Linked DNA regions of Homo sapiens: region 1 is linked to region 2. Evidence: read pairs that join two places in POLR2A ChIA-PET (ENCODE). Cell type or tissue: HCT116. All regions are shown on one strand. Links, peaks and the distances in the headings refer to the core of each region. The heading gives the core; the rest is flanking DNA. Region 1 overlaps USP10 (ubiquitin specific peptidase 10). Region 2 has its middle 7.3 kb from the start of USP10.

What was found. ChIA-PET counts read pairs that join two places held together with the same protein. Peaks named below come from ENCODE experiments on the same cell type or tissue, not always from the same donor. Only the 100,000 strongest peaks of a DNase experiment are listed, where the experiment ranks them.
Region 1: POLR2A ChIA-PET joins it to region 2 with 5 read pairs; 3 of 35 experiments call an interaction of 5 or more read pairs at or near these places.

Annotation. Positions count from the first base shown.
Region 1 is chr16:84,779,243-84,782,085 of GRCh38, forward strand. USP10 (ubiquitin specific peptidase 10) reads left to right here. Exons shown (of 14, transcript NM_005153.3): 14 at 1-680. It also overlaps a transcript of LOC105371378 not described here. Among named protein-coding and RNA genes, the nearest start is that of CRISPLD2, 39 kb to the right of the region's middle. In HCT116, for the core only: no CTCF peak of the experiment used is centred there; a DNase peak (open chromatin) is centred at 1,549.
Region 2 is chr16:84,691,290-84,694,201 of GRCh38, forward strand. No RefSeq gene overlaps it. Among named protein-coding and RNA genes, the nearest start is that of USP10, 7.3 kb to the right of the region's middle. In HCT116, for the core only: no CTCF peak of the experiment used is centred there; no DNase peak of the experiment used is centred there.

The sequences.
Region 1 (2,843 bases), core at 1-2,500, 88 kb after region 2:
ACAGCTTCTGTTGACTCTAACTTCCAAATCAAAATCATTTGGTTGAAACAGACTGTTGCTTGATTTTAGAAAATACACAAAAACCCATATTTCTGAAATAATGCTGATTCCTGAGATAAGAAAGTGGATTTGATCCCCAGTCTCATTGCTTAGTAGAATAAATCCTGCACCAGCAACAACACTTGTAAATTTGTGAAAATGAATTTTATCTTTCCTTAAAAAAGAAATTTTTTAATCCATCACACTTTTCTTCCCTACCCTTTAGTTTTTGATAAATGATAAAAATGAGCCAGTTATCAAAGAAGAACTAGTTCTTACTTCAAAAGAAAAATAAACATAAAAAATAAGTTGCTGGTTCCTAACAGGAAAAATTTTAATAATTGTACTGAGAGAAACTGCTTACGTACACATTGCAGATCAAATATTTGGAGTTAAAATGTTAGTCTACATAGATGGGTGATTGTAACTTTATTGCCATTAAAAGATTTCAAATTGCATTCATGCTTCTGTGTACACATAATGAAAAATGGGCAAATAATGAAGATCTCTCCTTCAGTCTGCTCTGTTTAATTCTGCTGTCTGCTCTTCTCTAATGCTGCGTCCCTAATTGTACACAGTTTAGTGATATCTAGGAGTATAAAGTTGTCGCCCATCAATAAAAATCACAAAGTTGGTTTAAAGGTGTGTGCGTGTTTCTTTGAATGCGAATGCCTTTTCGGGTAACTGAAATTCATGGGGGCATGAGTTTGCCTGCAGAATTAAAATCTGCCCTTCGATCAGCTCGACGTGTTTGTGGAAGCTGAACCACCACTCAGGTTATGCTTGTTTAGTATTTTCAAATGGATTAGTGATTTGGGTACACGAAGTTTTTGACTCTTCGATTGGCAGAAAGGAGGAGGTTTTCTCCCCTTCCCCTCCTCATCCCTTGTTTCTATAGCCCACCGTTTTCAGTATCACCAAAATAGTTGCTGTAGGTCAAGGCTAAATGCTCTTCAGTTGAGTGCCACTGGGGCGGCTGAGCGGTGCCTCCAGACGCCACCCTCAGTAGTGGGAAGGAAGCCTTCTGAGACGGAAGACATGGAGAGAGGGATGTCACGTGCAAGGGTGCCCGTGCCCCGGCTTCTGGCCCTGTGTGGATGATTGTGGTGTCCTGAGATCTACAGAGAAGGGGTTTTAACGTGGTCTGAGCCTTTCTCTCAAGTTCTTGCTCTTACCATCTGGTATTTCTGATTGTAGCCTGGTGCCATCTGGGGTTCAGAGCTTCCTAAACTTTCTGTACAAGTGTTGTCCGTCTAACCTACTTACCCTTTGTAATTCTATTGTGATTTGCTTGGCTGAATTATAACTCATATTGAGAGGTGAAGCCAGCTGGACTTCCTGGGTCAAGTGGGGACTTGGAGAACTTTTCTGTCCTCTAAGAGGATGGTAAAATGCACCAATCAGCACTTTGTAGCTAGGATTGTAAAACGCACCAACCAGCACTCTGTAGCTAGCAAGAGGTTTGTAAAATGCACCAATCGGTTCTTAAAACGCACCAATCAGCAGGAGTCTAAAAGCAGCCAATCACAGGGAGGACTGAAAAAAGAGCACTCTGATAGGACAAAAACAGAACATGGGAGGGGACAAATAAGGGAATAAAAGCTGGCCGCCCCAGCCAGCAGTGGCAACCCGTTTGGGTCCCCTTCCACACTGGAAGCTTTGTTCTTTTGCTCTTCACAATAAATCTTGCTGCTGCTCATAGAAAGATGCAAGCTAGTGCTAGCGAGACAGCCTGCAAAACCCCTGTGTTGTTTTGGGCTGTTAACCATAGTCTGAGTGGCTTAGACAACAAACATTTATTTCTCACAGTTCTAGAGGCTAGAAGTCCAAGAGCAGATGCCAGCAGACCTGTCTGGGGAAGGCCTGCTTCTTGGCCTGGAGACAGCCGCTTGCTCACTATGTCTTCACAGGGCAGAGTGAACCCTGGTCTGTTTCTCTTACAAGGACACTCATCCCACTGTGGGCCTCCACCTTTGTGATTTCATCTATACCTAAAAGGCCCCACTTCCTAGTATTCCGCCGGGGGTTCAGGCTTCAAAGATGAATACTGGGGGCGACACAAACGGAGCCCATAACCTCATGCCGCCTGACTCCTGAGGCTGTATTCGTGATGAACGTGTGGCTGCCCAAGTTTTGTTTTGCTCAGGCAGGATCAGCACACACCCAGCCACAGACAGGGAAGCCCAGAGCAGGGCAGAATATGGTCCCTCAAGTGAATAATTGGCCCAGGGATACAGAATTAGGTGATTCTAGCAAATCCAGACATTTTCTAGGGTGCCAGTGAATTTTGGGTCTGTCCCTGTTAGCTGTTCTTGAGATTTTGCACTCAACTTGCGATGGTTAATACGGAGTGTCAACTTGATTGGATTGAAGGATGCAAAGTATTGTTTCTGGGTGTGTCTGTGAGGGTGTTGCCAAAGGAGATTAACATTTGTGTCAGTGGGCTGGGAAAGGCAGACCCACCCTCAATCTGGGTGGGCACCATCTAATCAGCTGCCAGCGTGGCCGGAATAAAAGCAGGCAGGAGAATGTGGAAAGACTAGACTAGTCTTGTGGCCTCCATCTTTCTCCTGTGCTGGATGCTTCCTGCCCTTGAACATCGGACTCCAAGTTCTTCCGTTTTGGGACTTGGATTAGCTTCCTTGCTCCTCAGCCTGCAGACGGCCTACTGTGGGACCCCTTCTTGTAAGTCAATACTCCTTAATAAACTCCCCTTTATATATACATCTACCTATAGGTTCTGTCCCTCTAGAGAACCCTAACGCACAACGTTTCCATTTTATGTTGCAACGTTTAATGTTTTT
Region 2 (2,912 bases), core at 294-2,793:
CCTAAATTTGGCCCACTGTCTGGGGAGGGGCAGAGACACGGGAAATGAGTATAATGTTTAAGTGAGGAACTGCATTATATAGATCCTCACTTAAGAAGAGACGTCAGCTATGTGAGTTCTGCCACCAAAAATAAAAGAGTAAAAGAATTAGAAGAAAAAAAAAGTGGGTGTTCTAGTCCATTCAACATGCTATCAACGAGCAAAGAGATCCGAGTGAGGCTCAGATGAGAGGCAGAGCTCTGTGCTCCCTCCACGGGTCCTCCCTCCCTCCTAGGGCAGATTGCTGAGCTGACTTTGATGTTGGTGTTTAATGATAAACAGATTTCAGATAACACGGCCCGCAGAGCAAGCTGTAATTCAGGGCTCCAATGGACCACCTGAAATTTGATCCAGCTTTGGAGGAAAAATTGTCTGTGTTGGTTTTATTACATGACAGAGACAGAGCCAAACAGAAAAGAAGGCAGGTGATGACTGAGGCAGAGACTGGAGCCATGATGCTACCAGCTGAGGATCACCAAGGGTGGCCGGCTGCACCAGAAGCTGGGAGACGGGCCTGCAGCAGCGTCCTCCTTGGAGCCTCCGGAGGGAGCATGGCCGTGCCAACACCTGGGTTTTGGACTCTGACCTCCAGAGCTGTGAGAATACATTTGTGTTGCTTTAAGCCTTCCAGTTTGTGGTTGTTACAGCAGCCACAGGAAACAGCGACTAGGTTGGTTGTTTTCTGGGACATACGGGACTTCTCTTACGTGCAGTTGTGTCCCAAGGACTCCTGATGACCTTGCTGAAACTTTTAGAAAACTGCCCTACAGGCCGGGCGCGGTGGCTCACGCCTGTAATCCCAGCACTTTGGGAGGCCAAGGCGGGTGGATCATGAGGTCAGGAGATCGAGACCATCCTGGCTAACACGGCGAAACCCCGTCTCTACTAAAAATGCAAAAAATTAGCCAGGCATGGTGGCGGGCACCTGTAGTCCCAGCTACTTGGGAGGCTGAGCCAGGAGAATGGCGCGAACCTGGGAGGCGGAGCTTGCAGTGAGCAGAGAGTGCCACTGCACTCCAGCCTGGGCGACAGAGAGAGACTCCGCCTCAAAAAAAAAAAAAAAGAAAAAGAAAAAAAAGAAGAAAACTGCCCTACAGTGAAACCCTCTTCCTCCCAGCCCTCTGCCTTCCTGCTCTCCTCTGCAGGGGCCAGCCCCACACTCTGCCGGCCAATCTCCCATCTCTGCCCACCCTTCCTCTTTCCCTCCTGGGCCTTTTCCTTCTCCACCTCTTGGTCCCTGTTTCTCAGAGGACCGGGACTAACAAAGACATCCATATATCAGGTTCAACAGCTACCAAGATTTTGCAACGTTTGCTTCGTCACTTCCTTTTTCCTTCCTGTTTTGTCCTCAGATACTTTAAAGCAAATCCCATACCTCACGTCATTTCATTCCCTACATATTTCAGAGCCCACTTCTTAAAACCAGGAGTATTTTCTTATATAAACCACAATGTCATGACCATACCTAACACATGTATTGGTAAATAGTTTCTTGGTATTTTCCAGGCCTCACCTACATTCTCTAAATTATCTCAAAAATGTCTTTTCATAGTACTTGATTTGACTCAGTTTTGAACTCTGCATTTGGCCAATCTTTTTTATCCCAATCTGCCCCACTTATAAGTGACATGATGTTAGGCAAGTCACTTGACTTTTTTCCATTTCCCCCACCTTAAAACGGGGAAACCAATAGGATCTGCCTTACTGGGTTTTCCAAGAATTAAATGAGGTCATTCCTTCCTTCATTCATTCAACAAATGTTTTGTAAGCAGCTGCCCAAAATGCCTGGAACTGTTCTAGGTCCTGCAAAAATATCAGAACACAAGACCAAGTACCTGGCTTCATGGAGCTTATATTTTTTATTATTATTATTATTATTTTGAGACAGTTGCTCTGTTACCCATACTGGAGTGGAGTGGTATGATCTCGGCTCACTGCAACCTCCACCCCCCAGGTTCAAGCAATCCTCCTGCCTCAGCCTCCTGAGTAGCTGGGATTACAGGTACCTGCCACCATGTCCAGTGGATTTTTGTATTTTTTAGTAGAGACGGACGGTGTTTTGCCATGTTAGCCAGGCTAGTCTTGAACTCCTGGGCTTAAGTGATCCACCTGCCTTAGCCTCCCAAAGTACTGGGATTACAGGCATGAGCCACTGCGCCAGGCCTGATTCTAGTGGAAGAAAAAGACAATAAACACACAAAATTAATATGCCATAGAATGTCAGCTAGTTTCCCCAAATGTCAGCTACAAGTTTCCCCAAATTCTAATTTTTGTTTGAAAGAAAGTTTGTGAGTGCTGTGGGAAATTAACCTGGATAGCAGGAGGGCACAGGGTGGGGCACCCATTATGGGCAAAGGAGTGAGGAGGGTCCTTTAGGAAGAGACGACCATTAACAGAAACCTGAGTGAATGAAGGGTTGAGCCTCCCTGGGGAAAGTTCCAGGCAGACAGAGGGCACATTTAAAGTGGGCACTTGCTGGCACGGGAGAGCTGGAGTTCTCAAACTTCTTGGTCGCTGATCTCTTCACATTCTTAAAAATTATTGTTGGCTGACCTCCTGTTGGCAAAGCTAAAGAATTAAATGAGAAAAAAAAAAAAAAAAAAAGAGCCAGTGCGGTGGCTCACGCCTGTAATTCCAGCACTTTGGGAGGCCGAGGTGGGAGGATCACGAGGTCAGGAGTTCGAGACCAGCCTGACCAACATGGTGAAACCCTATCTCTACTAAAAATACAAAAACTAGCCGGGCGTGGTGGCTCACGCACCTGTAATCCCAGCTATTCAGGAGGCCGAGGCAGGAGAATCGCTTGAACACAGGAGACAGAGGTTGTATCTGTTGTGGTTTACCATATTAGAAGTAAAAACTAAAACATTACA